Linked DNA regions of Homo sapiens: regions 1 and 3 are each linked to region 2. Evidence: chromatin loops called from intact Hi-C (ENCODE). Cell type or tissue: dorsolateral prefrontal cortex. All regions are shown on one strand.

Region 1 (8,000 bases), 80 kb before region 2:
AGACAATCATGGGGGTAGAAACAATAGCTTTGGATCCAAGCCGGTGCCCAGGCCACTGACATGAGATTATTTCCTGTAAAATATACAGAGGAAAGAAAAATAGCAATGCAAAGATTTTTAAAAAATGAAAAAGGAATCCTCCACGTCCCCTAACTCTGTTGTGAAGAATACGGGGAGTGGGCACCAAAGTTTCTTTGAATACTTATTGAGGAGCGTGGCCTCACTTATCCTGCTGTGTCTTCTATGCTGTCACCATCGGATCCCTGTTTTCAGGTTTCTGGGTCTCTAACTGGCCACCTGGAGCACACCCTTCACACCAATGCCCTCCTGCTGAGCACATGCATGAAGAAGTGGTGTGCAGAAGAGAACTCACACTTGGTTTTCCCTGGGCTCCTTTCTGCCTGGCCACAGGCTTTCTGCTCCCATCACTTTCAAATTAGTGACCATGTGAAGCCCCACTCCCCAGCCTCCACTGAAGACAGGACCATGCACTGGGGCTGCCCCTGAGGAGCCGCCACTGTGGGGAAGTCTCAAGCTAACCAGCCTAGGAAGTAACTTCTGAGACAGGGCTCCAACCTCCATCACATATAAAAAACTTCATTGTTTGTTTTGTCTGAATATAAAAGTGTTAGTTTTTTAAAAGTTCATATAAAAATGACAGAATGTTATAAAGTGGAAGGTGAAATATCACCCATCAACCCATCCCTCAGAGATAACCATGATTATTTGGCATATATCCTAAATAGCTATTTTTATGCCTATCTTTCCATCTAGATAGCTACTTGCTTATCCATTTCTTCATTTACATACAAAAGAAATATATATTTTCTTTCAAAAAATATAGTAATACAGATATATTTTTTCTTCCTTAATAATATAGTGTATTCACTTTCCTAAGTACACGCAGACCCACCTCATGGTTATTAAGAGTTGCATGGTAGTTGAGCGAAGGAAAATATTGAAATCTATCCAACTAAAGGTGACTGGTTTTTGAAAAAATTAGTAAGAATGAAATTTTCTTGAAACTCAAAAAATGACAATAATTACTATATGATAATATAGTATGTATGATAATATATTACCCACTACCAATAGAGAAGATTTTTTTAAAGATTCTAACTGTGGCTTATAGGTATAATTCTGAAAAATCAGAAACACATTAAAAGTCAAAAAATGGCTGGGCATGGTGGCTCACACCTGTAATCCCAGCACTTTGGGAAGCTGAGGCGGGCAGATTGCCTGAGGTCAGGAGTTTGAGACCAGCCTGGGCAAGATGGTGAGATATTTAGTATCTCTACTAAAATACAAAAAAAAAAAAAAAAAAAAAAAAAAATTAGCGGGGCGTGGCAGCATGCGCTACTCAGCTACTCAGGAGTCCCAGCTACTCAGGAGGCTGAGGCAGGAGAATTGCTTGAACCTGGGAGGCGGAGGTTGCAGTGAGCTGAGATGGTGCCACTGCACTCCAGCCTGGCGACAGAGCGAGACTCCATCTCGGAAAAAAAAAAAAAAGTCAAAAAATGGGGGAAGAGTTAAATAATCTATGGTCTATCTCAATGGACTATTATAATATTTATGCATTAAAAATGATGTCTATAAAAATGTATATATAACACTTTCAGAAAATACTTGAGTTGTGCAGGGAAATATTACATATTTAGTATGATCATAGCTACATAAGATAAACTAAAATAAAATGTAAAGGAATAAAACGTAAAAAAAAATGTTCCCCCCTAGGCTGGGCACGGTGGCTCATGCCTGTAATCCCAGCACTTTGGGAGGCTGAGGCGGGCAGATCACAAGGTCAGCAGTTTGAGATCAGCCTGGCCAATATGGTGAAACCCCATCTCTACTAAAAATACAAAAATTAGCCAGGCGTAGTGGTGGGCGCCTATAGTCCCAGCTACTTGGGAGGCTGAGGCAGGAGAATCGCTTGAACTCGGGAGGCGGAGGTTGCAGTGAGCTGAAATCGTGCTACTGTACGCCAGCCTGAGGGACAGAGTGAGACTCCATCTCAAAAAAAAAAAAAAAGTTCTCCAAAAGTTCACCACGAAGGTTAAAACTAGTAGTAAACCTTTTTTCATCCTTTTATTCTTCTGTATTTCTCAAAATTTCTAAAATGAACATGTATTATGTTTGTAAACTAAAGAACCTCTATGATTTAAAAGTAAAAATAGGGTACTATTCTTTTATTTAGTCTTTCATGAATAACAGATTCATAGGGATCCAGGGGCACTCCCTGGCCAAGACCTGTGTCCTTACCAGGTCATAAAACTGTCAGATAGTGACTGGGAATTTGGGGCACCTATATGGTCCAGGAACCCTGGAAGGCTAACCCAGCAGGCCTCATCCTTCACCAGTATCCTCCTCTCCCCCTTCTCCAATTCCCTACGTGAGCTGTGAAAGGTTCATTCCAAATCAGCCCAGCGGGCATGCACACTGCTTTGCTGAACAGGCCAACCTTAGCTGCATGTTAGCAAAACTGAGGTTGCACTTCTCATTAAAGCTCCAAACAGGGGAAACATCAAGACAGTCAAAAACTGTATAATCACATAACTGAAAGAGACCTTGAGAATCCTTTCTACCTTTTTGAGCCTCTTGACAAGGGATTTCACGTCGCTGTGAAGGCTGAAGCCGCCTGCTGACATGGACGTGATTGGATTCTGATTAGGAACACGTCTCTGTGTTTTCAGAACTTATTGAGCCTGTTTCTATGACTCATATCGTTTCTATTCCTACTACTGAAGACAGATAAGAAAAAGGTAAAATAAGGTTAAAGAAAGCTAAGCAATCATTCTTGAGTTCTAGACAAACTGATAAGATTGCTATTTTGATATGCACAAAAAAAAAAAAAAACAAGGATACCTTTGGCATAGAATAGTTAGCATTTGGCTCTCAGCTATTCTTTTCACTTCACATCTTCTAGCGCCCTCAGCTCTTTCACATTCCCAGAATTTCCCCAGAAAAATTCTAAGACCCATCTCCCTAGCAAAGAAAATCAGTTTCAAAGGTTCAGAGTGAACTCTTTAGGATGTAGCAGCAAAACAGCATAGAGGTTAAGAACACAGACCCTCGGGTGAGACTGACTTGGGGAAGCTGCCGGCCCTGTGATGTTGCACACATTCCTTGCTCCCTCTTTGCCTCATTGTTATGGGTTGAATTGTGTCCTCCAAAAGCATGGTGAAGTCCCAACCCTTTGTACCTATAAATGTGACCTATTTGGAAACAGGGTCTCTGCAGATGCAATCAGTTAAGATGAGGTCACTAGGCTTGGCCCTGATGCTTTATCACTAGTGTTCTAAGAAGGGAATTTAGACAGAGACACACAGGAAGAGGACCATGTGAGGCCAGAGGCAGAGTGGAGCAATGCTGCCACAAGCTAAGCAACAACTGGTGCCAGAAACTTCCAAGTTAGAAACCTTGCAAGTTATTTATCTTAGACTATTACCACCCCAAGCCAAGACCCAGTCATCGTATCTCTTTGGCACGACTTGAATTTGTCCCCTTCTTCCTGTTTGCACTTGCAGTGGCTTTGCTGAGTCCTTTCTCACCTCTTGACAAGGTTCCTCAACTGTTTCCTCCCCACCATAGGCTCATCCTTACCCAGTCCACCCTTCACAGCACCACCCAAAACATCCTCTACAGAATTCAAATTAACTGGTTATTCTTCTGATTTTCACCCCATCTTTCTTCTCAAGGGTTTGAGGAAATGCTTCACGCTCATTTGCCATCCCCTCTGATGTCTAAATCGAGCAACCTAAGTGACTGCTCCCCTGTTCCTCCCTCCCCACTACACAGCTTCTATTTTTCAGGTGTGGAAATAAGACCTTGAAACTCACTTCCGAAAGTCTGCAAGTAACTTGAGCATGTCATCATTGGATAGCTTATTGCTGTCTTGCCTGTAGATGGCAGAAAATCTGGCATTTTTGTCAAGATTTCCAGATGCATCCTTAAACAATGTCCTGAAATGGCAAAGCAACATTTCTAAACTGGGTTTCCAAAACACCAAAATCAATTCATTATTTAAGTCTAGTTTCTATGAGAAGTCTAATTATTATTCCATTGGCTATAGCCAACAGAAATCTCATTATCTAAAAACATGGAAAACATCTATGGGGATGAGGACAACTAAATCAATTTACATAGAAAACAGTTCCAGCCAATGGCTTGTGCTTAGGAAACAATATACACAAGTCAAATGCTTAACAAGTAGAGTCAAGAGATAAAGATCACCCCAGGCCTCACTGGATTGCCCTGACTTCCAGCTGGAGGCATGTGGTTGGGTCCTTGAATCCCAGCTCTGCAGCTAACACTACCGTGCACCCTGCCAGTTCCAGGTAGCACTTCTCCAGACAGTGTCTATCCTCTCTGTGACTCTACCAAATGATTTTTTCAAAATCTGGGCTTATGTATTTCTCAGTTTTACACATTCAAATCCTCTTTGTCTCTGAACAACAAACAGAATAGGCCTATTGACCCATCCATGCACCTATCTATATCGATTTAAAAGGTATAAAAGGTGTTCCTTACCTTGCTGCCCAAGCAAATGGCATTCTATACTGTCCTAGTCTTTGGCATGCCTGCTTGGCATTCTTCAGCACCTTCTGGGCCACCTTGAAGACATGAGAATAAAGCTATGAGATACTGCATCTCACTGAAAGAACTGTGACCTCAAGAGCCATCCTTACATGCTCACTAAATAAGTCCTTACCATAGCATTGGATGCATAGAAAAGCACATCATACAGTAATGAATATGGCTGGATTCACACTCTGTGCAGAGTACTTTATTTAACGCATTCTCTAGCAGTGATTCTCAAAGAATACAGAACGAAGACTTTCCAAAATCCATGTCTCTTCTTTGGTCTTTACGGGCAACAAACATGCTGTTTCAGAGGTTTTCATACATCTTTATGACTAAGTGCTACTTATTATAAGTCTACTGAGTTATTAATAATTACTATTTGGTATCCATATCAAAATATATCACATTATTAGGATTGAAATGAGAACACTAATTAAAATACTAAGCTTTCACAGCTCCTAAAGCGCACTAGCTTATGCTGATTCCCACAATATAAGGGATAAGATATTAAGATACTGACTTCAGTTAGGCTGGGGTTCTCAATGCTATATTCTTGCTTTCTAAACATGAATTACTGCTATTTCTACTTCCTAATGATCAATTTTGGTTTGTTGTTGATTGATTGATTAATTCACAGTGTACAATGAAGCTTATTTGCTTTTAGCCTAAGGCAGACCTATTATTAATCATCTATACCCCTATTGCTAAAAAAGATAATGCTTAATTTTTCCAAATTTGTCTGTACTGTGATAGTGCTTTGTCATCAATGCAAAGTTTGATTGTCTCAGAGTTACAGTGAAGGGTCTTTTACATTACTTAATTTTTTTTTTTTTTTTTTTACTGAAGGGTCTTTTACATAAGTATATCAAAGTCAAACCAATTTTGGGAAATGTACTCCAAAACCAAAGTGTGCTATAGCATCAGCATCACTGTAGAAATGCAGAGTCTCAGGCCTTGCCCCAAACTTCCTGGATCAGAACGTGCGTTCTGACAAGACCTCCGGTGATCTGTGTGTACCATCAGCCACAGGAAGGATCTAGAAGGATCCAGAAGGATCTAGATGACAGAGCTGTCTGTCTCTAAGTCACACTGAATCCAGCTGTATGACTCTGTAGGCCATCAAACCTCTCTGAGCTCCACTATCCACACCTGAAAATGGGGGCTAGGCTATACTTTTCATGATCCCTTTCAGTTGCAAAACTTTATAATCCTACCATAATCATGCTGTAGGAACTGCTGCCTTCATGAGTAACCTGGAAAATACATCCTAATTGGAAGAGATGTCAGGGAATCATCTAGGACCTCCCCCCTTCTCCAATGAGGTATGTTCTTGCCTCCCTGGGTGGGGCGACTTAGTGGGGTCTTAGGTGTATGAGTTATAGGGTACAATGGCCTACCTAGCTGCAGGGTCAATTTACTTAAACATTTTCAGGTTCAAGATTTTTTGGTTCTAACAATGATGAATATGTTGTGGAGTAAAATGCAGTAATTTCATAAAATTTAAAGCTAAAACATAAAACATCAATAAGCCTTTTCTGCAGTGAATGAGGACTTAGCTCTCGGACATATGAAGGGAGCAAATAGAACACAGTATGTGTGAAAGTCAGAGTAAGAAACTTATTTTTTCCCTTTGGGCTTTTTTCCCCTTCTTTTTCTTTTTAAAACCTCTATTCACAGGAGATACCTACAGAGACTTTTCATAAAAATTTCCTCCAAAATGAAAATTTACTCTAAATGATGTTCTAGACCATCTTGGAAAACATGAAGAAACAACTTTGACAGACAGAAAAAAATCATCTCACTGTAACATCTCTGCCAAAACTGTGCTAAAGTAAGATAGTTGAGCCTTAATTCCTGCTTTAATTGAATGCTTTGGAGGTGGCAGAAAAGTAAATGCATGAATAATGTACACATGGATGAGCTTTACATTCCATAAAAAAATGAAGAAAAAGCAGACTTCAGCAGATGCTCAGTGGACATGGAGGAGTGTGCAGAGGTAAGTTTAGCCTACAGTGATATGTGATTTTTACACCAATATGAGCTGCCAAATTTCAAACCATGCATGCGGCAGGCAGAAGTAACAAAGTTGCTGTGGATGGGCCTTGGAAATGTGTTGCATACACGGTCGGGGGAGGAGATCTTATATTGGGCCTTCATTGATTATTGATCAAAACATAAAAGAGCTAAAAGAGCTTCTCATCCAAGGTTTTACAGACTTGGTTTAAAAAAATAAAACAGCTTCTCTCCAGAGACCAAACTTTACACAGCTTTCATCAGCCAAAAAGGCTTACTGTTGGAACCAATGTGCCTGGGTAAATGGGCTTTTACTTGACTGGGGCTGTAATAAATGACGATGTCTTCTGGGCTTTCTGTGATTTATGGTGCCCACAGCACTGACTCATACATGATCTGTTTGATCCTAACACTGTCCCTATGAGGAAGGCAGAGGCAAGAAGTAACATCATCCTTCATGCACAGAAGGAACATATGGAGGCCATGAGAGGTGATGTGATTTGTCCAAAGGACCCAGATGAGTTAAGCATGCAGCACCCAGGTCTTCTGACTCCAAAATCCATTTCTCAATGGCCATCGTGCATCCTGTGGACACAGCTGTGATGCATGGGCGCCCATAGAGGTGAAGATAGGAAGCTCTGAATCCAACTTAGTAAACTTCACTCACAGCCTCTGGGGTATCCACTCCTACTGCTGACCAGTCCTTGTCAGTGAATTCAGGCCTCTCAGATGACCACACAATTTTTTTTTTAAATAACTAAAAATATGTAAAACTGGCAAGGATAATAGCACTTAACAGATTACACTAACCAGGTAGCACAAGGTGCTACGAAGTGGCAGTCAAGTGCCCCCTGGCAGCTCCAGCCATGAGACACTGAGCAGATCACTAAGCCTTGGTGAGCCTCAGTGTCCTGAAATATGAAAGCACATCTTGGACTAGATGACCTCTAATATTTAATAATTCTATGGTATGTCCATGCCTAGGCACTTCCCAAGTAATGAACACTACTTTGAAAAAAACCAAACATACATCATGTATGTTTTCTTTCCATCTTCCACCTAAAACTCTGCCCCTTCTAGCAAAAACCAAGTGGACCTGAATCACTGACACTGCTGGCCAGGTCATCTGAGCCAAGGGCATCTCCTGGTCTCCAGCCTCATATATAAGTGTAAGTGGACCAAAATAGAATTTCAGAACCCAAGAGGCAAATTAACAGATAGAAGAAACTCTATTTGAATATCATACATGTACCTTCTAACACAGAAAGTTTACTATTAAGCTGGTAATTCCTTTGCAAATTATTTTAGGATGTCAGAACTGTCTAGTCAAGTGGATCATTTTATTTACACATAGGACTACATTTCCTTCAAAATCAAGACATAAAGTTCAGAGTAAATACAGGTAG
Region 2 (8,000 bases):
AAATTCCCAAAATAAGACCTGTGCTGCAGTCCCTACCAGCCTCACAAAAGGAACCCAATGAAAGGGCTGCATAAATGGCATATAACCCAGCCTTTTTTGGCACTTTGAAGCCACACCTTTTTCCTCTAAACTGTTGAGCAGTAACAATTAGAATAAATTGTTTCCAGGAATTACGTTAGAGTTTTGAAGGGGGGTGGCGGGTAGGGGGTAAAAATAGGTATTCAAATGTGAGCAGGGAAACTAACATGCAGACATCAAGAATATCCTGCCTGTTCCCCTGGTAGTGATTTCTAGCCCCCAAAGCCATTTCTCAGTGGGGTTGGCAGTAAGCCTGGATAGAAATGGGGAAGTTTCACCATGTGCTTCCTCCCTCACTTACTGTCACAATGCAGGGGACAAGACCCACCCATGTAGGTGCCTGTAAGTTGAACCTTGCAGCCTCTGAAACTTTATAATGTCCAAACACATATTCTCTTGGAAACACTAACTTTTAGCCGGTCGCAGTGGCTCACACCTGTAATCCCAGCACTTTGGGAGGCCAAAGCAGGTGGATCACCTGGGGTCAGGAGTTCGAAACCAGCCTGACCAATATGATGACACCACGTCTCTACTAAAAATACAAAAATTAGTCGGGCATGGTGGCATGCGCCTGTAATTACAGCTACGCAGGAGGCTGAGACAGGAGAATCGCTTGAACTCAGGAGGCGGAGGTTACAGTGAGCCGAGATCATGCCATTGTACTCCAGCCTGGGCAACAAGAGCAACTCTGTCTCAAAAAAAAAAAAAAAAAAAAAAAAAGAACAACTCCACCTCCAAAAAAAGAAAGAAAAAGAAATACTAACTTTCCCTAACACTGAACAAGCAGCCACTGCTAAGGGAAACCTTCAAAGCGGCCCTGGCAGAGGAGAAAAAACATTACCACCAATCATAAGGGCAGGAGGGAACTTATGATAGAAAGTTTCTAGAACAAATACTGGCTTGCCTACATGCTTTAAGATCTACTTACAGGTACATTTATGGTAGCCTCATTACTAATGCAAACAATTAGAAACAAATTAAATAACGATCCAATTATAGTACAGACCTAAAATGAGATAATATGCAGCCATTAAAATAATGGCATAGGCCAGGTGCAGTGGCTCACGCCTGTAATCACACTTTGGGAAGCCGAGGCGGGCGGATCTCCTGAGGTCAGGAGTTCAAGACTGGCCTGACCAACATGATGAAACCCTGTCCCTACTAAAAATACAAAAATTAGCTGGGCATGGTGGCGGGCACCTATAATCTTAGCTACTCGGGAGGCTTGAACCCAGGAGACGGAGGTTGCAGTGGGCCGAGATCGTACCACTGCACTGCAACCTGGATGACAGAGTAAGACTTTGTCTCAAAAAAAAAAAAAGGCATAAATCCACATATGGTGACAAAAGATGTTACTGACGTGTTCTGGGAGAAAATCAATCCAGAAATCTACCATAATAGTATATTCTCTAAACACATACACACACACACACACACACACACACACACACACACAAGTTATACTGTTCTAGGCACAGGAGAAAGTCTGGAAGTATATACACTGAATTATTAATAATGGTCACCACTGGAGAGTAAAAACAAGGACACTGTCTTTCCTACTGCTACACTATTTGCATTTCTTGTTTTTCCTACTTCTATACTACACGCATTAATTAATTTTATCCGTTTTAATTTATGTAATATTTTTCCCCAAGGACTGTTTCTGTACATAACTAAAAACAGCAAAACTTTATTTCAAAATGCTACCTCCTGAATAAAGCATGTTACCTACATTTAAACGTCTCTAGGTATAATGCATTCAAATGATAGACAGTCTTGGGGATTCTTACCAAGCCCGTGGGCCACTGACATTCGAACAATGAATAGTACTGCCACAAACAGGTTGCACAATGGTGTCTGCCTCCTTCTGAAAAATCATCTTGAGAAACAAGTTGCCTTTCCAGCAGTCTGTTGAACTCTTGTTTGCCAGTGGGCAGCAACAGCCACAGGTAAGAGATCTGCCCTCGGCAAAGGCCCTGCTGAAATATCCTTGCTTCCCTGATCTGACATTAGCTCTTCTTATCTTGTTTACCCTGCTGGAAGAAGAGAAACACTGCCCGATAAGAAAAAACTTCTGGTATCACTGTTGGCTTCCTCACTCCCTCACCCCTCTCTGCAGGTGCGCAGAGCTGAGATCACACTGCCACAAGCTGCTGGGCCCTGACAAGTGTTCCCACCAAATGCAGCTGTAGCCAGCACAGCTTTATCCATTGCAGTGGAAAAAGACCCCCAGAGGAACTGCCTGGAGTGAGATTTACCTAAACAAATAGCTAGGACATAAATGGCAAATTTCTTGAGCACTAGAAAGAGAAGTAAGTTTAAGAAGTCACTTGTGTGCTTAAAAAAAAAAAATTGCATAGCATCTTTCTACAGTGTATTCAGTCCTGTAGACAAATATTTCTACACAGCTGGAGAATCACTGACAGAAGATTTTTAAGAATATTCACAAGGGAACCTAAACCACACAACTTCCTCCAAGAAATCCTAAGTTACATCAGCTGCTTTAAGCAGTGAAATCCATACAGCCTGTGAGCAACCCAACAGAGAAGTGGGCTATTATATTGGCAGCAAGGAATCCAGAACAATGAATTACATTTCTAAACAATGTAGCAGAGGGTGAAGAAAAGAAACCTAAATCTCTAAGATGAAAATCTGCAGTGAAAAAGACCATGATATTTTACTAACTTTTCAGTTCAGGGTTAGCAATATAGTTTTGAAGGCAATAAAATATAGGGCAGTCTCACGAGTCACAAAGAAAGCAACTCAGTTCAAATCAAATCTGTTATAGGAAAGTTTAAGTTCAGATTCTTAGACATTAATTGAAAATTAAGTAAATTAGTAAGCAAACACTTCATGGTAACATCAACTGAACCTCCACGTTAAAGAAAAAAAAAAATCACTAAATAAAATCACTACATATCAGTTTAACAATCTCTTTAGCAGATAATTTGAAAGGCTCAATTGTCCCCCCTCTGCAGGGCATGTTGGTGGTTTTGTGCAGCTTGCTTAAAAAATTATGTGCCTTTATTGTACTGAAGAAATTCCGAGAGAAGCACAACCTACTCACTGATGATAACAACACAACCATTTTTCACATTCCTCCCCTCCAAAGTCCACCAAAGCACTTGGCTTTAGACAAATGCTGAGAGTTTAGCTGATGTTAAGAACAGAAACGTTTCTATCAGCTGGTTCACAGTTTAGGTTCTTCCCTACTTTATTCAAGGCAAACCTCCTGGTAAAATGAGTGAGAAGAACATATGTGATTTTATCCTTTCTAAACTATGTAATATTTCCAACAGTTATGTTCCTTAAAACCCCCAATGGGACCTGCCTCATTTTCTCAATAGCATAAATAACGTAGAAAAGGTTTTAATTTTGCAAAGCACATCTTTTTTCAACCCTATAGTTGCAATTAAAATATGCTTCCTGGGTTTACATTTGCAAACACTGCAGCTAGGTGGGACATAATTGTGAACAATACATAATTGTCCCATACAAAGAAACCTCCCAGAAACCATATTCACCCACAAAATGTCAACATTTCTTTCTTCACAAAGAAGAATCAAAGGGGAATCGAAGTCATATTACAGGGAAAGAGTGGAGTTCACAAGGGACAAGCAGAGCAAGTTTTGAAATCAAAGACAGGCAACAGGCGTCAACCCCGTCCACACGCACAATAAGAACCCAGCATTGGGTAGACACAGCAACACTTTGTACGAGACCCTCTTACCGGCACAGGGCCCGGGCTCTCTGCTTCCACTTCGCCCTGAGCTGCATCCTTGTATTGCAGGGGGGACTCAATCACCAGTTCCTTTTTGACACTTCTACTACTTGTCCTGCATTTATCAGCCTGCATTCTCGGCTGAAAACGCAAGTCAGAAAGTCTGCAACTGGAACAGCTGCGAGTCCCTGGCCGTGCAAGGCACAGGCATGCCAGTGGTCCAAGGAAGGAAAGGAAACTGGCTTCCCAGGCACAAGTGGTCAGCCCCGCTGGCTGGGTCTGCAGAGCCTGTGGGGTGGGAAGGCATGACAGCAAAGGCCAGCCTCCAGGGGTGTTACTACTCCATGCAAAAGGGGAGGCTCCTACTTGCTGGCCAAAGGAAAACAAACTCCAAGCTGAACAATACACAGTGTACTGCCTCTCTGATAAAGACCGGCTTTATTGTGTCTGTTCCACACAGCGTGGGCCAAATCAATCGGAATCAAAATACTGCAGTGTTTAAAAGAAAACCAGTCACAGTTAGACTCCTTCATAATTACCTTAAATCTGAAGCTCGTGGAGCTTAAGAGACAGCAAGGTTGTCTGCTTGTTCTAAAATTCTTCCAGTTTTGGAATGCTTTCATTTGTGTTATGGTTAAAAACCAAATGCCTGGCTGATGATTAAAGCAGGGAAGAGCTACCAGCAAGTATGTTCCCATAGCCTGCACCTCGTGGATACAGGTGGAGGAAATGAGTTTCACCCCGCATGACAGACCACAGCATGAAACACTTAATTTATGTACTATTTGATGCCAGAAAGATGAGGTCATCAAAACATTTTCATGGGATACCACATATCATAGTAAATGCATTTATTAAACAGAATATTACTTTAAGTCCAGATGTGTGGGTATCAGAAGGTACCCCCAGTACTAGGTGCTGAGAGGATCATACTAAAAGTATAAGGTAGAGTATCTCTCCCTTCAAAGAACTTCACATCTAGCTGGGAAGGCAAGAAGAGCAGACATCATAAATGACAAATTAATAAAATTAAGAGAGAGATGCACAAAAGCACGGGAAAATAGCTGGATCACCAACCTACGGTTCAATGGTGGTTTAGTAGCACCCAAAATATGTGTTCCTAAAAGTCTGTATTTTTATTATTTCCTCACATTTAACAGTGGAGTCTTTTTTACCTCTTGGGAAAAATTAAAACAGAGGTATTAAGGGATTTGTCTAAAAGTTATGTAGAAATGAACATTAAAGGGGGGATCAAATATTACTCTGTACTTCATGGATACCGCAGAGCTTTTCCTAGTTACTCTGAGTATTTCCTGGACATCAGGGAAGATTTAGTAACAGTAGACAACAAGCAGCAGCAGCAGCAGCAGCCGTAGCAGTAGCAGTAACAGCAGTAGCAGCAGCAATAGTAGTAGTAGTAGTAGTAGTAGTAGTAGTAGTAGTAGTAGTAGTAGTAGCAGCAGCGGCGGCAGCAGCAGCAGCAGTATTCAGTCAGTCAACAACGAGAGTAGTTATCATGTAGCAACAATAGGTGCCAGAGGAACTCTACCCAGGGAAATAACATAAACTATTATACAAGTCACAGGTAAAAGTCTCCCACTTTCCAGACAAAGGAACGCAGCCAGGAGGGCTCAGAGGAGGCAGTGGGGAGAACTGAGATGCCACCCAGTCCTCGCACAGCCGCCTCCCTCTCCTAGCACCTGCTGCAGCTGCTCTACTTCAAGAGTGAAGCTGAAGCTGGGTCTCTGCCACTTGAACACCAGGAACCCTTCTGAGTGTGAATATCAATTATGTAACGATCTCAAAGGATCAATGAGTCCATCAAATAAATTAATGGCTTCTATAATTTTTTTTAAACTACCCAATCTCTCAACCTTGGGTAGTCTTTCAGGGTTAATAGAAGTCCCCCTACCAAATCTGTGTTCCAAAATAATATTATCTATAAATTTTAAAAATCTTTCTTTGTAAAGTTACAACAGAAAAAACCCAGTAAGAAAAAACTCTCACTTACCTATAGAGTCGAAATTATAGTAAAGTAAAAACTTAGGAATGTCCTACAAATCAAAGAAAGGATGAAGCCACAAGCACAAAACAGACTAACTGAGCCTTAGTAAAGGACAGCCCAACCAACAACTCAGAAACCTTTTTGAGATGGTTCAGGAAGTTCTAAATAGTCCAGTTCTTCCTCAAATCCCCATCGCCATTAAGCCATCAGAATGTCTGGGCATTAATAAGAGAAATGCTATTCTATTTGTTATTGTTGTTGTTTGAGACAGGGTCTTGCTCTGTAGTCCAGGCTGAGTGCAGGGGCTCGATCATGGCTCACTGCAGTCTTGACCTCCTGGAGTCAAGGATCTTCCTGCCTAAGCCCCTCAAGTAGCAGGAACTAGAGGTGTGAGCCACTGTGTTCAGCCTACCCTATTTGTTGGGTCAAAATACCCTGGTATTCTGTAAGGAATGAGAAATGAACTTTAAGATATTTATTTGACAAACACTGTAAGTGCTGGCTATGGCCCATGCCTGTTCAAGCCCTACAAAGATTGTTTATTTAATCTTCATAACTCTATGTAATACTGTTATCCTCATTTGACAGATGAGGAAACTGATGCCCAGAGACGTTAAATACTTGCAGAACGTTATACAGAGAGCAGGGGCAATATGGATCCAGTGTACACACGCTTAACCATGATACTATGTTCAAACTGCTAAAAGGCACAATACCAATCACCAGTCAGCAATTAAAGACAGCAGCATCTGGCTTTAACCCTATCATGGAAGTGAAGAGGTAAAAAGGTCTTTAGATGGCCTTTAGCCTTTAAGTGCCTTGTGCAAAGCAGGTATTCATTTGATGGTAACTACTGTATTGTTGCTGTTCTCATTCCAACCTGAAGAAATTAATTTTAGTCTTAAACTCAGGGCTTTTGCTGTGTGATCTAAAATGACAATTCCACCAACCGTGTTGCTATCACACATTACAAAGCGCTTCAGCAACTTAGCATCAACCATTCTTCCCTCTCTGTGGCTTGATTATGACAGCTGCCTTCAAATATTCATTTTGAACCCCACATGTTCATGTCATGAGCCAGGCCTTCTTCTTGAAGTTTTTCTATATTTTTCAAAATGGTTAGCAATGACTATATTTTTGTTTTATGATCAAGGAAAACACTTTTAATTTGCTCTGAGTTTCCAAGTAGCCAGGACAAAAAGGAAAACATGATCAGTTCCATAATATATAACATCAAAAGGAGAAAATATATCAAGTTGTAAAGCAAGTAATTTGTTTTTTGTTTTTTTTTTTTCAAGGCAGGGTTTGGCTCTGCTGCCCAGACTGGAGTGCAGTGGTGCAATCTCAGCTTACTGCAACCTCCACCTCCTGGGCTCATGCAATCCTCCCATCTCAGCCTCCCAAGTAGCTGGGACTACAAGCACATGCCACCACACCTGGCTAATTTTTATATTTTCTGTAAAGACAGGATTTCACCATGTTGCCCAAGCTGGTCTCAAACTCCTGGGCTCAAGCGATCCTCCCACCTTGGCCTCCCAAAGTGTGGGGATTATAGATGTGAGCTACCATGCCTGGCCCAAGCAAGTAAAAATTTTTTTAAATGCCTCACACACAGATTTATGTAAAGGGGGACCATCAATGTGCAATATACAAGGCTGGCAATGTGTTTGCAGGAAATGCAGTGACAAAATTCACATAGCTATTTCCTACTCCCATCTCAGAGCAATATACTGAAATCCAAGATTGAGAACAGCAATTCTGAGAGCAAGGCAGTCATCTGAGTCCACCGCCTTCCAGCTGGCCCACCTTATGAAAGAAGCAAACCCTGAGGGCGTGGAGGAGAGAAGAAACTGCTGTCAGCTTTCCCATCACACAACTTCTCAGGCAGTGCTGGCGCTCTCCCCTGCTCACTTAGGACAAACCAACACTTTTGGAATCTGACTGTCAAGGAGAGTCACATGGCACCGCGTTTAACCTCAGATCCCAAGCCTCCAAATGGGATGTGGTTTCTCCAAAGGGCTCATGAGACTGATGTGTGAGGACATGAGGATGACATCCGGTTGGTGTGGCCACTAGAGGAAATGCCATTTTACCAGGACAGGAAGTAGGTGGCCACATTTTCCTTTCCAACATTTCAAACAACAAGGTGTATGTCCGACCCCCGATTCAACTTTCACAAACCTGCACTGAGCTCCT
Region 3 (8,000 bases), 56 kb before region 2:
GGCACCTTTGAGCCGGGGGTTCCACCTGGCGGCACCAGCTGCAGGTGGGCAGGAGATGCCCCCTTTAAATGGGGCACTGGGCTCCAGGTCACCCCGGCATTCCCTATTGCTTTGCAACCAGGCCTCTCTGTCACTTAATTGACCTCCTTGGTCCCTGCAGACATCTGATTCTGGACCCCTCCCTTCCACTGCTGACCATAAGGAAGAAACAGGATCTGGACTTAGCCTCCCACCATCATTGCTAGAAAAGTGGACAAAATACATGAAATAACTGTTTTCAGATAGGGGACAAAAGGCAGTGCAGCCCTTTCTCTGTAGAAGGGAAAGACTGAAGTGAGCCCCAAATTGCCTCAGCTTTCTGCCTGGAGGCAGTATCTGAATTGCAGCACAGGAAGGGGAATCCAAAAAGAGCCCTGCCATCTTGCTGAGTAGAAGACACTGACGAGACCTGGGGAAGACCAAGGTGGCCAGAATATGCAGGGCAGAGTCTCCAGAATGACGGGAAATAAAACAGCACAAAGATAAGAAAGAGCCGAGCTCCAGAAAGATCCACCGAGTCACACATGCATTAGGCATATATTTTCTATTTATATGTTATACCTTATTTTCTATTTATATGTTATAACTTAACAAAAAAGCTTACCAAAGCATAAAATAAAAATCAAGACACAACAACCAAAATTTTAGAACACTAAAGAGAAGACCACAAAGAACAGGGATTTCGAATAACATCAGAACCTTCCAAACGACAGTGGAAACTAGATGGCAATGGGATGCCCTTGAAATTCCAAGGTAAAATGATTTCACTTTGAATTTTATAACTAGCCAAACTATGAGTCAAGCATGAATGCAAAAATTAAGATATGAACAGATACCCTAATTCTCAAAAAATTAACATCTCACACACAATTCCTCAGAAAGCTGCAGAAGATGTGCTCCCCCAAAACAAGAAAGTAGAACAAGAAAGAGGAAGGCATAAGGTCCCAGAAACAGGAAACCCAACACAGGAAGGAAGACAGGCCGAATGTCTACATGGCAGGTGTGTGGGGCAGGAAAGCAATTCATCCAGACTAGAGGCCAAAGGAGGGTGCCAGGAGCTAAAATCCGATCTACCAGCACAGGAAATCATGCAATGACGTCCAAAACTGATGAATGAAGAAACAGCAGTGAACACTTGTGATCTAGCACCACTACTATTTCAAGGGAATAGGATGTGAGTGGGTAAGGTGATGCAGGGGTGAAGCACTGCCCTTCAGCACTGCTGGGCTGTTTCTCTTTTTTTTTTTGAGATGGAGTCTCGCTCTGTCACCCAGGCTAGAGTGCAATGGCGCAATCTCAGCTCACTGCAACCTCCGCCTCCCAGGTTCAAGTGATTCTCCTGCCTCAGCTTCCCAAGTAGCTGGGATTACACGCACCCACCACCACGCCTGGCTAATTTTTGTATTTTTAGTAGAGACGGGGTTTCACCATGTTGGTCAGGCTGGTCTTGAACTCCTGACCATCCGCCTCTGCCTCCCAAAGCGTTGAGATTACAGGCGTGAGCCACTGCAGGGCTGGGCTGTTTCAATCAGACAAATGTATTCCTTGGAAGAAAATGCACTTTAATTCTAGGTAAACATGTAAATATGTAACAAGTATACCTTTAGTCAAACCAGAGAGCTGTGTCACACTGGCCCCACCAAACAGTCTCCTTACAGAATCGAGCTACAGGCTGATGTGATCAGCCATCATGGAGTTATCTGAAGGGAGAATTCTTTGATAATGGTGACTGAATCTTTTGTGAGGGGTTGTTAGGAAGATTGTTCATCAACCACAGAGCCTTCTGTGTGAGGGGAACCCTGAGAAAAATGCCTGAATGATCTTCATTCTGAGATTGCTTGGGCAGCTTCTGACTAATTGGATTGCCTTTATCTCATGTGCACTGTGAATTGCGTGACTAAACAGGTCTCCAAGTGAGAAAGCATAGAGCCCAGGTGGTGGCCCACCCACAGCAGGTGTTAGATCTTCAAAACATACGCTTTCTCCTTAACTCTATTTTCTCTCACCCTTATCCCAATCCCCTGTTCATCTTTCTGCTTTCACCCCCACTTTAAATTTATGCTATCCCATGTCCTGTGTATGCTTATAAGCTGCTGCCTTAAATCTTCCTTGAAAGTGGCAAGGCTGGATGAATGGAGGGGTGGACAGATGGATGGATGGATGGATGGATGGACAGATGATGGACAGGGAAATTGACAACTCTCTTCCAAAGACAATGCTAAAAAGCTACAGAAGGATGCATGCAAAACTGGTAGTAGCTCCCCTCAGAAAAGAGACACTGAAGGAGGGGAGGAGTCCAGAAGGACTTTCACTTTATCTGTATTGTCTGATTTTTTACAAGAAAAATACATTCATGTGTTATCTTTAATTAACAATAATTTTAAAGGATAAGTACATAAGCCCTATGATATAAAAGTACAACAGCCCTATGATAACAAAACTATCTAATACTGACCAAATGCTTACCATTTGTTGGCACTGTTCTAAGCTTTTTACATGTGTAATGAATGAACCCTCTCAGTAACCATATTTGGTACTGCCATTATCCTTATTTAACAAATGAAGAAACTGAGGTACAGAGAGGTTAAATAACATCTCCAAGGTTACACAGTTGGTAAGTGGAGGAGCAGGGATTTGAACTCAATCTGCGCTGAAACCTAATCTCTTTACTGATCTACACCGCCACTGGTACTACAATGCTAGCGATAAAAATCACCACTGAGATACTATGAAGTGTTTTAAATATTTTCCTGCACTGATTCATCCAATGTACTCATTTGCCGTATTAAAGAAACATTCTCATTATCTGAATTAAGTAGCCTGTTAAAGGTCACGCAGCTATAAAGTGGCCGAGCCAGAGTGCTCCTGCCTGCCACAGCATAATTCTGCCTCTACATTATCCCTTCCATCTTCTACAATGATGAAAAACAAGGCTTGCCTCATTTAAAGTTATATGTTATATTTCTACCATGCATATTGCCATTTTTGGAAGTGTTTGCTTAAATCTGCTAATTTACACATAAGCACTACTGCAGATAAGAAAACATAATGGTAAAACTCTTTTCATATTTACCTGAACGACACCCATACAGGAATCCAGAAATATTGATCCTTTTGGTTCTTTGGAGATCTTTTCATCTTTATAAAAATTCAAATTATAGGATCCATCGCCAAGTTGAATCAGGTGGAAAAATCGTCTCTTAAATGACTGAGAGAAAAATATACACACAGCTATTCTTTCAAAATGAAGAGGGTCACAATCTCTATCAATAACCCACTTATGACTACATACATACATAAAACCTGTTTCCGTTCTCACTCTAGCTGATGCTCCAGGTCACTGTGGGGTCAAGACTCCCCATCCCATCTAAGAAGCTCACTGCATCTCAGTTCTGAGGAGGTGGTTCCCCTAATATCCATGGGTCATTTTTCTCACCCACGGAATCAGAGATTTTACATAACTACCCAAAAGCAGTGCAGGGACTTCCAATTTGGGATGCAGCACAGAAGGACAGAAACTTTCTCTAAAATCCCCAGGGTTTCTTGCTCACAGAATGGGAACTATTTTTTGCCTCATGACGCTGAATGATTTTCCAGCCTTAGGGTAATGACAGTCACATTTCCTCCTTAATTTTTATCTCCCTGACTCCCTTGTTTCTCTTCCCTTTGTTATTAATCCTGATGTTCCTCTGGTCCCACTTTTCTCCTGAATAGCTTCTTCTATTGGTTTGACTTCTCTGTCTGCAACCTTCTCTTCTATGCAACTATTTTCTTTTCTCGTCCTCAATTTTTGCTTTACTTGACTTTGCTGCAGTACACCTCCACAGAAGTGCTCAGGATTGGCATGACAGATAGCCCCTTGGTGACATTCTGTGAGGTACCAAAGAGCACTTTTCAGTTATTACAGAGAAGAAAGCCTATGTCAGTGTCTGCACCTTCACACCAGCCCAGGGATGGTCTCCTTATGCTGGTGGTCAGAAGACAGTGAGGGAAAGTGGGTGGATGAGGCTGTGCCAATGGGGGTGCTATCACCAGGGGAGCATCCTAGGAATCAGACAATGTCCCTTTTGTGGGGAAGAACAGCATGCGCATTCATCTTGAGCATTGTTCTCGAGCTCTATGGCAGAAAGGGCTTGTGAGAGGGGAGGGCAAAGTGATGTGCGTCCTCACCCTCATGGTCACGCTGATGGCACTGTTCATGTTGCCTTTGTACAGCCAGCCATGCTTGGTGATCCCACCCTTCTGGGAACCAAGGGAGGCAGCATCCTAGGAGAGAAGGAAAACACCAGCAGTCAACCTCCCGTTATTACCTGGGTTGCTTGCTGTGAGTTTGGTCAATGGGAAGGTCATTCCCTTTGTGCCAAGTTGTCCATTGCCCCTTTACTGAAGCACCCATTGACACCAATGCCTACAAGTCACATAAAAGTCCACTTAGCGGTGAAAGAGAGAGACCCGCCTACATTTCTGAAAACTTTATTCCATTAAAGGCAAAGCTAGCTCCTGTCCAAATTTTTATTTGTCAGTGTTTAATGAGCCACAAAAGGACCAAAAAGGACATACCTCAACTGACCACTCACGTTGGAAGGTCTTGCCTGGTTTCACGAAAAAATGTTTTCAAATGACACTCCCCTATAGTCAGAGGACAAAAGCACATGCACATTCCTGGAAACCTTCCCAGAGGCTTAGTTCAGGGAAAGGTGAATAAAGCAAGGGAGGAAATTGAGGCAATACAGAAAGGAGAGATAAAGTGATGGGGGGAATAAAAATAATTTGCTACATGCACATTGCTTAATGAGTGGCTAATGTTATAGCTCAGCTGACAATTTTTTTAAAGAAGGAAAAACCTAAACTCACAATGGGACACTTAACAATCAATGGGGAGGATGAGAAATGCAGAGATGGGCATTGTCTTCTTGTGAGGTTTCCCTCACTCAGTGGGCAGACTCATCTCAATGCCCTACTCCCTTTATATAGTTCTTTAGCCATGAGCTTTCCTCTAGGAATAGGGGGAGTGGGCTTGATCAAATCAGACTTCACTAAAAGCAATCATTGAAGAAATAGCCATTTAAATCTACTGGCTGGCAGCTGTTTCGAGATCTGTTGAAAAACAACCTAAATTCAAGGTCTAAGTCATCTTGATATCTTTTAACAATGTAGCCAGATCTGATCCAAGTCTTTGAAAATGATCTCAGAACAAATAAACACAACCAAGAGAACATGAAATGCTAAGCAGTAAAGTTGAAACAGAGACCTTATTCCAATCAATCAATAACATTTTTAAAAAATTATTCCCGTTTCATGTAACACTCCAATGCCTGTTTTGGCTAAATGTCGGTAATTTTCTAACTAATCTTCTAAGTCTGTAAAATTGATGTTTAAATCTAGAGTGAAAAGAGAAGCAACAGCAAGCAGGTATCCCACCTCATCTTTGTCGACCTCCTCGTCAACTTCATAGACATGAACTGGAAGTTTATCCAACTTGACCACTTTGCTATAAAAACAACAAAGAAAATTTGTTTTAGAAATGCCTAGTCAAGGAAGAGGCTTTGCATTTCTTCCTCCATCATAGGGCCCGGCCTTTACTAAATCCAAAGATGGCCCAGCTTCTTTATTCAGACAAAGAATAAAACCATCTATGCCCTTGCTTTTCAAGGTGGGTAAGCCAAGAGACTTGAGTAAGAAAGCTCCAAAAAGCTATGTGGAAAAGACAGCATAGCTTCTGGGGAGTTAGCAGGCATACTAAAAATAAGAAAGTGGATTAGTTTTTAATAAACAAAGACTTGGTAGAATAACTTTTAATACAAAGTTTATGAGGAAAAAAAGGAAGATTGAGTTGTTGCGTTGAAACCGATTAACAATGATGGTATTAACCACAACAAAAACAAGACACCAATACCAATAAGCAGCTTACATTTACTCAATGGGTATGACGTGCTAGGCCCTGCGCACTTCTCATGTGCCCTCTCATTTAATCCTTTAATCATGGTGACTGTTGTTAAGGCCATTTAACAGATGAGGAAAATCAGGCTGACAGACGGCAGAGTCGTCTGAGGCAGAACACAGAATCTGTGTTCTTCACCACTGTTACAATTCTCCCTCTCTTTCTCATCACACATTTGGAAATTCTCATTAATGCCAAGAGAGAAAATGTACCAGCAGTCTATTAGATAGTAAGTATACGACATGACATAGTCTGATATCTTTCAACCCTGAGACTATGAACAAGAGGATCAACAAAGATGGGTTAAGCCAATCCAATGGGAAGAATTAAAAAATCCCTAAGGGAGGATTGGGTAAATATAGAACTAAAGGGCTACCCATCTGGAGAAGATAATACTAGGAGGGAGTGTTCCTGGCTGAGGTTTAAAAAGAGGCAATCGGGGAATTGGCCGAACATTCTTAAGGAGTGGCAAAGCCACACAAGGAGGAAAAACAAACAGCTAGGTCTACTGAGAACCGCATAAAAGGTTCCAGCTCAAAGATGTAACAAACGCAAAGAAAAATACATTAATCAGGTCTCAAGTAATATTTTCATTGGTGATGGTTAGTTTTAAAACATAATCCATCACTATTTGCTTTCAATTTTCCCAAAATCAAGTATAATTCAATTTGCCAACTGCTATGGTTTGGATATGGTTTTTATTCCCACCAAAACTCAGATTGAAATTTGGTCCCCGTTGTTGCATAATTGGGCCTAGTGGGTTATGGGGCAGATCCATCATGAGAGGCTTGGTGCTGTTCTCACAGTAATGAGTGAATTCTTGTTCCTGGCAAGATGGGATTACTTGTTGCTGAAATGGATTAGTACCCAAGAGAATGGGTTGTTATAAAGTGAGTTTCCTCCTCCTCTTTGGTCTCTTTTCACAAGTGCCAACTTTCCCTTTGACCTTTTCCATCATGTTTTGAAGCAGCACAAAAGTCTTCAACAGAAGCTGAGCAGAAGCCAGTGCTATGCTTCTTGTACAACCTGCAGAACTATAAGCGAAATAAATCTCTTTTCTTGGCTAGTCTCGGTGGCTAATGCTTGTAATCCCAGCACTTTGGGAGGCAGAGGCAGGTGGATCACCTGAGTTCAGGAGTTCGAGACCAGCCTGGCCAACACGGTGAAACCCTGTCTCTACTAAAAATACAAAATTAGCCGGGCGTGGTGGCAAGTGGCTGTAATCCCAGCAACTCGGGAGGCTGAGGCGGGAGAGTTGCTTGAACTTGGGAGGTGGAGGTTGCAGTGAGCAGAGATCGTGTCATTGTATTCCAGCCTGGGTGACAGAGCAAGACTCTGTCTCAAAACTAAATAAATAAAAATAAATAAATAAATCTCTTTTCTTTAGAAATTACCCAGTCTCAGGTATTCCTTTAAAGCAACACACAATGGAACCTTTTATAAAAGATAGTCTGTCAAGGCAATACCTAGCTACCGCGATTCACTTTGGCCACAACTATTCAATCTAAATACACTTGCTTTTGGTATAGTCTAGAATAAGTTAATACATTAAAGGAGATAAAAAAAAAATTTAACTGGGAAAATGCTTGTTTCTTGATTTACTTTTTTTAAAAACATAAAATTTATTCAATGTAAAATGCTCTTTATAATTATCTTCTTCAAAATATTCTTTTCAAGGAAAAAATGCACTGCAGCATATTTCAGTACACTTACGTTTTGTTTGTTTTATATTTTGTAGTGAAAAAATTTCACCTATTTATTTATCAGTGGTACCCTGAAAAGAACCACTGGACATAATTAAACCATCCACATGTTTATTACTACCTATCAATACCAAAGTAGCATGTTTGAGTCTTACAATCAAAGGCCCTGTAAACAATAGTTACACCACATACACATAAACCATCTAAAAATATTTTCCTCAATTACTCTGATTGCATATGAAGTTACATACCTCCCCCCAAGCATTTCAAGTACAAAGACTTTTCCCTATGTGTATAATATAGCTTACTCACTTCGG

Evidence for each region. A loop is a pair of places that touch in the nucleus more often than their neighbours do. Peaks named below come from ENCODE experiments on the same cell type or tissue, not always from the same donor. Only the 100,000 strongest peaks of a DNase experiment are listed, where the experiment ranks them.
Region 1: a loop joins it to region 2, with 2.3 times the contacts of the local background. A loop is called at or near these places in 11 of 110 quality-filtered maps.
Region 3: a loop joins it to region 2, with 2.8 times the contacts of the local background. A loop is called at or near these places in 27 of 110 quality-filtered maps.

The regions. Positions count from the first base shown.
Region 1 is chr13:98,893,652-98,901,651 of GRCh38, forward strand. DOCK9 (dedicator of cytokinesis 9) reads right to left here. Exons shown (of 53, transcript NM_001366683.2): 14 at 4,528-4,610; 15 at 3,837-3,959. Among named protein-coding and RNA genes, the nearest start is that of DOCK9-AS1, 66 kb to the left of the region's middle. In dorsolateral prefrontal cortex, a CTCF peak has its summit at 3,892 (motif pointing right); no DNase peak of the experiment used is centred here; H3K27ac peaks cover 445 bases.
Region 2 is chr13:98,973,976-98,981,975 of GRCh38, forward strand. It overlaps DOCK9 (dedicator of cytokinesis 9), which reads right to left and starts at 4,089. Exons shown (of 53, transcript NM_001366683.2): 1 at 3,809-4,089. The coding sequence starts at 3,934. In dorsolateral prefrontal cortex, no CTCF peak of the experiment used is centred here; a DNase peak (open chromatin) is centred at 4,086; H3K4me3 peaks cover 4,849 bases; H3K27ac peaks cover 6,002 bases.
Region 3 is chr13:98,917,842-98,925,841 of GRCh38, forward strand. It overlaps DOCK9 (dedicator of cytokinesis 9), which reads right to left. Exons shown (of 53, transcript NM_001366683.2): 4 at 7,996-8,000; 5 at 5,461-5,530; 6 at 4,210-4,305; 7 at 3,113-3,247. Among named protein-coding and RNA genes, the nearest start is that of DOCK9, 56 kb to the right of the region's middle. In dorsolateral prefrontal cortex, no CTCF peak of the experiment used is centred here; a DNase peak (open chromatin) is centred at 4,150; H3K27ac peaks cover 7,516 bases.